Regions from separate parts of the Homo sapiens genome. Here region 2 is linked to region 1. A link is a contact called in ENCODE POLR2A ChIA-PET data. All regions are on one chromosome and are shown on one strand. Each heading gives the region's core, a stretch centred on a gene start or an enhancer-like site at or near the end of the contact. The rest is flanking DNA. Distances are from core to core; before and after follow the strand shown. Region 1 holds the start of CYCS (cytochrome c, somatic). Region 2 holds the start of RALA (RAS like proto-oncogene A).

What was found. ChIA-PET counts read pairs that join two places held with the same protein, here RNA polymerase II (POLR2A).
Region 2: POLR2A ChIA-PET joins it to region 1 with 24 read pairs in PC-9. The contact joins the promoter of RALA here to the promoter of CYCS in region 1. POLR2A ChIA-PET finds 5 or more read pairs at or near these places in 3 of 52 experiments (OCI-LY7, PC-9 and T-cell).

What each region holds. Positions count from the first base shown.
Region 1 is chr7:25,124,010-25,128,066 of GRCh38, reverse strand. It overlaps CYCS (cytochrome c, somatic), which reads left to right and starts at 2,807. Exons shown (of 3, transcript NM_018947.6): 1 at 2,807-2,867; 2 at 3,940-4,057. The coding sequence starts at 3,948. It also overlaps a transcript of SPMIP4 not described here. RefSeq lists enhancers at 2,397-2,646, 2,794-3,337, 3,338-3,882.
Region 2 is chr7:39,621,526-39,626,126 of GRCh38, reverse strand. RALA (RAS like proto-oncogene A) reads right to left here and starts at 2,555. Exons shown (of 5, transcript NM_005402.4): 1 at 2,302-2,555. It overlaps LOC107986785 (a long non-coding RNA gene), which reads left to right and starts at 2,650. Exons shown (of 2, transcript XR_001745175.2): 1 at 2,650-3,694; 2 at 4,513-4,601. RefSeq lists silencers at 1,352-1,401, 1,996-2,505 and an enhancer at 1,832-2,679.

The DNA of each region.
Region 1 (4,057 bases), core at 1,558-4,057:
GACTCCATTTGTTTGGGTGAAAGTAAGATAAGAGAACAGAGTCTCTGCCTGGTAATCCAGGTAATTCTCCTGGATCTTACCCAAGACCACAAATGTCATACCCCTACAAGTCTGCAAAAGCTATAGTTTTACTGAGCTTCGGATGGCCCCTAATGCAGATATAGCTGCAGTGACCAAAGACTTAGATCACAACACCCAAGTCCCTTCAAATACTTGGAAAGCCATCCCAAGAAGGGTGGATACAAAAAAATAAAAAGCCCAGACTGTGAAGACAATAATAAATACCTAACTCTTCAGTGCCCAGACACCAACAAAAATCCACAAGCATCAAGACCACCCTGGTAAACACGACCTCACCAAACAAACTAATGAAGGCACAAGTGACCAATTCCAGAGAGAAAGAGATATGTGACTTTTCAAACAGAGAATTCAAAATAGCTGTGTTGAGGAAGCTCAACAAAATTCAAGATAACACAGAGAAGAAATTCAGAATTCTACAAGATAAATTTAACAGAGATTAAAACAATTAAAAAGAATCTAGCAGAAATTCTGAAGCTGAAAAATCCAATTAACGTACTAAAAAATGCAGTCCCTTACAGGCAGAATTGATCAAACAGAAGGAAGAATTAGTGAGCTTGAAGATGGGCTATTTGAAAATACACACTCAGAAGAGACAAAAGAAAAAAGAATAAAAATGAATGAGGTACACCTATAAGATCTAGAAACTGGCTTCAAAGGGCAAATCTAAGAGTTACTGGCCATAAAGAGGAGCTAGAGAGAGAGATCAGGGTAGAAAGTTTATTCAGCGAGATAATGACAGAGAACTTCCCAAACCTAGAGAAAGATATCAATATTCAAGTACAAGAAGGTTATAAAACACCAAGCAGATTTAACCCAACGAAGACACCCCAAAACATTTAATAATCAAACTCCCAAAGATCCAGGATAAAGAAAGAATCCTAAAAGCAAGCAAGAGAAAAGAAACAAATAACATAAAAAGGAGTTCTAATAAGTCTGGCAGCAAACTTATCAGTGGAACTTTACAGGCCGGGAGGGAGTGGCATTACATATTTAAAGTGCTGAGGGAAAAAACTTTTATCCTAGAATAGTACATCCAGTGAAAATATCCTTCAGATGTGAGGGAGAAATAAAGACTTTCCCAGGCAAACAGAAGCTGAGGGATTTCATCAACACCAGACCTGTCCTACAAGAAATGCTAAAGGGAGTTCCTCAGTCTGAAAGAAAAGGACATTCGTAAGCAATAAGAAACCACCTGAAGGTACAAAACTCACTACTAATAGTAAGTACACAGAAAAACACACAATATTATAATACTGTAATTGTGTGTAAACTGTTCATATCTTGAGTAGAAAGACTTAGAGATTAACCTAACTTATCAAAAATAATAGCTATAACAACTTTTCAAGACATAGTATAATAATATATAAATAGAAACAAGAAAAAGTTTTAAAAGTGGGGAGAGTGAAGTTAAAGTGCAGAGTTTTTCTTAGTTTTCTCTTTGATTTTTGTTTATGCAATCAATGTTATGTTGTCATCAGTTTAAAACAATGGGTTATAAAATATTATTTGCCCTGGGCGTGGTGGCTCACACCTGTAATCCCAGCACTTTGGGAGGCCGATGCGGGTGAATCACCTGAGGTCAGGAGTTCGAGACCAGCCTGACCAAATAGTGAAACCCCATCTCTACTAAAAATACAAAAATTAGCTGGGCGTGGTGGTTTGCTCCCGTAGTCCCAGCTACTTGGGGGGCTGAGACATTAAATGGCGCCACTGAAGAAGAATGAATAAGGTCTAGTAATACAACAGGGTGACTACACTCAACAATAATTTATTGTACATTAAACAAACTAAAAGTATAATTGGATTGCTTGTAACAGAAAAAAAGGATAAATGCTTGAGGTGATGGATAGACCGTTTACCCTGATGTGATTATTATACATTGTATGCCTGTATCAAAATATCTCATGTACCTCTTAAGTATATATATATATTTACCTACTTCGTACTCATAAAAATTTTAAAAGGTACATAAATGTTATCATTGCATCCTCTTAATTTTATTTTTCAGTTCCAGAGGGATAATCCTGTCTCTGCCGCAAATGCAGCACCTTCCTCAGTCTTGGGGCGTCCATCAAGCGGAGAGCTGGAATGTGACTGAAAGTAACAGAGTATAGGTGGAACTAGAACAAGGTCACGAGCTGGTGCCCAACTCGTGTAACTCCTGGTTCCAGGCTGTCCCTCTAGGATGCTGTTGGCGCCAGCCGTGGTAGTAGGACAGAGTCTGGGTAAAGGTCGCCTGCTGACAAGATGGTAGCTAGGAGACCTCTAGGTGCGCCAAAATTAGGGCGTCTTTTCCTGGACCGGCAAAACGCCCTGCTCAAAGCTCATTACATCACCACGCCCAAGAACTGATACTTTAGCAGGGCAACGCACCAACCAAGCGACTCCGCCCCACCCTCCCCGCTCCTCCAGCACACGCAAGCGCACAGAGGCCCGCGAGTGACGTCACCTCTCCCGACACCACCTCGTTGTCGTACGACCAAAGGCCTGTCGTAACGGCCGGGAAAAGCCTCGAGAAGAAGGGCACGCACGCCGTACACCCTAACATGCTCGCCAGCATGCGCGCGCAGGTCCTTGGCGCAGGCATTGGGACTGGAGCCAATGAGGTGCGGCGACGTTACTGCGTAGCCGCCAGCTCGGCCGCACGTCAGGGCGCGGGAGCGCGGAGCGAGTTTGGTTGCACTTACACCGGTACTTAAGCGCGGACCGGCGTGTCCTTGGACTTAGAGAGTGGGGACGTCCGGCTTCGGAGCGGGAGTGTTCGTTGTGCCAGCGACTAAAAAGAGGTGAGAGCGGGTCGCGGAGGCCGCACCTGGTTAGAGGCAGAGCTGTGGGAGGCGCGCACTTGCGAGCGACCGAAACCCAAGCGGGGAGCATTCGAGTGGAGCCCGCGCTGGGTGGGAGGGCGGGGAGTGAAGACCCTGGACTGTGGTCAGACCGAGCTGGGCGAGTAACGGCTTGAGGTGCGGCGGAGCCCTAACTAGGGACAGGTATGGTCTCGGTCAGGGACTGGAGGCGGCTTGGATACAGATCCGAGGAGGAGGCGGCCTCTTCCGTAGTGGTTGCTGAAGGGCTATGGAAATGATAGGCAAGACTTCCCTCCTGGAAAGCCGAAGCTTAGAGCTTCACGTTCTTCTTCAGAGGGCAAAAGCTGTTGCTCTTCTAATAAGGGGCCAGTTCTTTTCGTGGGCACATGTTTCTTCCGTCAGTCGTTCTGACATCCTAGAAGGAGTTTCATCAATCACCTTGAAACCGACCTGGACGGGTGACCTCGTGGTCGCCCCAGGAGATCACAGGTAGGGGAGTTGGGATGTCCCCGGGGGACCGTGCAGCCTGCCCCTGAGCTCCCATTCACAAGTTCGAGTGTCAAGCTACTCCTGTGACCTGGGCAGATAGAAACAGCCAGGACCGCTTTTTAAACATTTGTGTGCTTTGCGTTATCCTCAGGGAGAGGTGGCTTTACATTGTAGTAAGATTAAATGGTTAGGTCTTTTTAAAAGTTGCGGTTGTGGTGATTTTGGCTTAATGTGTTCGCCCTTGAGCTTCAGATCTGTGACTTCGTGACCATGATTGTCTCTTCTGAAACTGGAGTTTGAATTAGGTTCCCTCTTTGCTTGGGCTTTAACGTTCCTTCACGTATACACACAAAAATACGTTTTTGAGGAGGTACTCCTAAAAATGTTTTTGGTATTAAAGAATATTTGGTATAAAGAGTATTAAAGCAAAACAAGATTCATTCTGGTATTTAATGACATAAATTAGCAATGGATTGGTAATTAAGTGGCTAGAGTGGTCATTCATTTACACTGTATTTGTTACCTGAGGAAAAATTTACTAAGTTGAAGCTTTCGTTTTTAGAATTAAATATGGGTGATGTTGAGAAAGGCAAGAAGATTTTTATTATGAAGTGTTCCCAGTGCCACACCGTTGAAAAGGGAGGCAAGCACAAGACTGGGCCAAATCTCCATGGTCTCTT
Region 2 (4,601 bases), core at 1,306-3,805, about 14 Mb before region 1:
TGCTGGCTTCCCTCTCCTTAGTGTCTAAGAGTTAAAATATTTTATAAAACAATGAAAATCATAAACTGTCTCCTTCAAAATCATAGTCTTTTTCCTCATTAACATTCACAGCCTCTTATTCCAGTATTTTAAAAGTAATTGTCCTTGCCACTCATCTACTAAAGAATACAAATGCATATTACACTGATATGCATATCTACAAGAATTGACACTGGTACATGTATTTATGTTCTGTAGAAGCTAAGCTTGGAAAAACAGTGCAGGACCACCACCACATACTTGGAGAGGAGAGAAAACGTCAGCACTTTCTTCTTATTTGAACCTCCCTAATGTGAAAATAATCCAACCATCTACAGACAAAAATATTCCCTCACAAATGGTAGACAAGATTCTTTTCTATAATTAGCCCTTTCTTCCTTTGGAAAGCCCTGTGAAGAAAGTGTTGTAATGAAGTACTGCTTCAAAATAAATGATCCATATTATTGCACACTCAGCAAACACACTAGAGAACAGCATCTGGATCTTGGAAAATAAATGTAAAAGAGGCTATTGGTAAATCATGCCAAGGTCACATCAGGATTTCAGAGGATTGCGTGTATTCATGGGAAGAATGAACCACTATAAGCATTCTGGGAAGCACCACGTTATCCAAACAATGGTAACTCCTAATTTCCTCTTTTTCATTAAGATAGGGTACAGTTATCAACCCCAAACATAAACTTGATGTGTATCACCAGGCAGTCTCTTCCTACTAACTCTGAATATGCTCAAGTAGTAAGCATTTAACACTAGAATACAAGTTATAATGCCCAGCACAATTTTAATATAATTTTAACCTTTCAGAGGAGGATAGTTTTGGAAGGCAAAGAACTCTGACTGCTGAAGAATGAAACACGAAGTAAAGTCTGTAAGTGGCAAGAACCTAAAACAAAACAAACAGCCTAGCCCAACAAAAATAAGCAACTCCTGGATGGTGACTGTGAGATAACCTATACACTCATTCATTCAGTGCAGAAATGTGTGAACAGCTTCTATGTTCAAGGCATACTGCATAGAAACAGTCATAAGTAGGACATGGCTCCTGCCCTAAAGAAATCCAAGGTCAAAAAACGGTGTTGTCAGATAATACTTCACAATAATAGTGTATTATTTTAATACAGGAGTCGGTTTAGAATAATATTGTATTACCAGAGACAGAAAAACATGAGCTAATAAGACACACTGAAATACATTAATAAACATACTGTAAGAGTTTACCAATGAAATCTGTTATCCAATTTCTGGAATATGATTAAAGTTGCAATTTACTTTCTGGAAAAGAATTAACTTATGATACATGTTTTATAAAGGTTGTTCCCCCCCCACACCACACAATTTGTAAATTAGGTGCTTTTCAGCTTGACACGTAGGGCGTGGCACGGGACTTCTCACACTACCTCAGCCACACTTGGATGAGCTCTTACAAGTCTGGACATTCAGGTTTCCGAGCACAGGCCAGTTAACTCCCTAATTCTCCCTAAATCCTGAAACAACACTGCCACCCCTGTGTGCCGTCACCCCCGTCTACTTAAACACATATATCCAGGCTAAAGCATGCCAATCACATCTTCCACTTCTGGAAATCTTTCAGAAACGAACCACAGAGGAAACACCTCTCTCCCAAAATGTATTCTCTTCCTCATATTAGAAGCTAGATTACCTGAAAATGGGCTAAAGCTGTGCAAGCGCCCAAGGCCAGGTATTCAGTTCAGTGCGGAGAGTCTAATGACTTTAAGTCTGAAAAACCATTCCTTTAACTGGCAAAAAAAAAAAAAAACACAAACAAACAAAACAAACAAACAAAAAACCCTGGCGGAGATGCTTAAAAAGCAGCGGCTCTAGCACAGGCAAGGAGTGGAAAGAAAGGGAAGGAGGGGAGAGGGGTGGAGTGAGGCGCGGGGACTGCGGCGGCAGCGGGTTGCCCCAGGTCGCGGGCACCGCCCGGGCGGGAACTTGGGCGCCGTGGACGAAAGGTGCGGGGTGACCTTCGGACGAGGCCAACTGAGACCGGCTGCCGGGCGCAGGGGACCTCTCCGCAGCCGCTCACTCTCGGGGGCTCACTCGCCCCACAGCGGCGAACGCGGTGCCCCGGATTCCAGCCGGGCTCATCTCGCAGCTCGTCCCCGGGCAGAACGTGGGATGTGCAATCTCGGCAGCCCGAACCCGCGTCAGGGCCTCGGCCCGCCGCCGCCCGGACACACCCCCGCCGCCGCCCGGGTGGCCCCAGTCCCTCCCCGGGCGGCCCGAGCGGGCATCGCTCACCTGCACCGCGAGCCAGTCCGCCGCCCCGAGGGCTCCGGAAGCCGCGGCTGCGTGGCTCCGGCCGGAGGGTACTCGGTCCTTGTCGCCTGGAAGGCCCCGCGCCGGGAGCGGTCGAAGGAGGAGTCTGACGGGTGGCGGGGGAGCCTGGGCGGCTGGAGGAGGAGGAGGAGGAGGAGGAGAAGGAGGAGGAGGACTCCGACGCTTTGCTCTGGGGAGATCCACCCTCCTCCTGGCGGCTCTGCAGCAGCCGCCACAGATCACTTCCGGGGCGCTGGGGAGCGGGGCGGGGCAGCTGGGGAGCGACTTCCTGTCCGTGGGCTGAGAGGAGGGTGATCATGGGCCTGGGCCGCAGAACAGTGGCTCGGAGGGCGCAGGCTGCCCGGCCTCCGCCCCCTGCAAGCTGAGGGCTGTCCGCGCTGTCTTTCCGACGGCCCCACCCCCGGCTCTCTGAGCTCCGCGAGGTGAAGTCATCTCCCGGGGGCTCGGGAGTGGCCGCGGGCCTCGCGGAGGTTCCCGGATCTCGGCGTCGTTGCCGCGGTGTCCTTGTCTTTCTTTTGGGGACCAGGAGGGGGTTCTTGGGGGAAGGAGGGGAGAGCGGAGGCCGCCATCTTGCTTCTAGAGGGTCAGCTCATGTTCCCTGGGCGTCTCAGGGTTGAGGCCGCTCGTGTGGCGTGGCCGGGGGTATTCAGAGCGGAGCTGGCGACGTGGCTTGTCACGGGCCAAATCCCAGGAGGCGGGTCAGCCGCCTACCCTGGCTGGAGGGTCTCGTGGCTGCCCTGGGCCTCATCTAACTGCTGATCCCCTGGAGAATTCGCTTTCTCGGACGGTCTGCGAGTTCTTTCTGAGGGGTGTCGGACCCCCCTGCGACTCTGCAGGTGTCGGTGTGGCACTGAGATCATCTTGCGGCCCCATGGCACTGTGATTTGGTAGCTTGTGAGAAGTAGTTTCACTAAATCCGTAAATTTAAGTTAGCAGCTACAGATTCTTATGTCTTGACATTTATTCGCTTATCTCTCTTTGCTCCCCACAAATTGAGTACCAACTATATTCCTGGTATGAGCCATTCAAGGAATGTCCAGTCTAGTGGGCAGACATACATGAAAGCAAATCATTGCTATTGGAAGTATGGTTTATCAAGATGTACAGCGTGAAGAATGGATAGCTTTACTAACGTAGGTTAGAGTTTTAAAGATAAATAGGCATTTTCTACTACAAAAATAGGGGTGGGATGGCAAATCCGGATCCGAACAGAAAGGAGATGCAGCACGGGGACAAATAATTTGTTGAGAAGAATGAGTAATAATTACAGGTCTTGAAGTTCAAACTTAGGTTGCTGAAGAAGATGAGGCTGGAGAAGAAAACAGGAGCCAAATCACGAATCGTCTATGCCTTGGTGAGGCAATGAGTGGACAGATTACAATTTAAGCTATTCTTCTGTTGGTAGAGAACAGATAACTTGGGGGGGTGGAGGTGGGGGGGCAGAGAAGGATAAGCAGAGAGCCCACAAGGGGGCCATTGCAGAAGCCAGTAAGAGAAAACTTAAGGACCCTGTGTGAATGGTAGTGAGCATCCAAAGGAGATGGATTCCTAAAATATTCAAGAGGCCATATCAACTGGTAATTGGTTGCTAGGGGCAGCTGCCAGATAGGAGAATGGAAGAGGCAATGATGATGCCTTGTTTTGCTTTGAGGGAGGGGCAGGATAAGGGTGTATTTTACTAAATAAGATAAGGAAGAGTTAGGATGAGTCCTGGGAGGGGACATTTTTGCAGAAAAAAAATGAGTTCAGTTTTGGAGTTGATGAGTGAAGTAAGAGTGGTGCTGTCTAATGGTGGTTGCTATATGGGTCTAGAGCTCTAGGGAGGAGCTGGGCTGAAGTTGGAAACACCACAGGTTTAGATGACCATAACCAAGCTGACTGCAGTCTTACGTCATTGAGCACAGTTTCAAAACCACTTCTCCTTTCTCCCTGCCTTTACTTGGGAAAATTACTGAAATACTGCATTAAAAAACCCAATATGGTGATATGTGTCCATCCATAGACCAATATTCTAATGTTTAATGGTCTTCTAAGGACCCTAAAGGTCAGGTTTAGCAGAAACTGGATGTAACAGTGGTAACTATTAATAGTATAGCATCATTAACTCATAAAATGAAATATTATCTATGTTTATATTTTAATATTTTAATTTTTTTCTTTTTTATTCTGTAGGAATTGCTCCATTCCAATAAAAATATTTTAAATTTAATCATTGACAACAGTTAAGCTGGCCATAGGCTGAGGATTGAGGATGGTGGGTT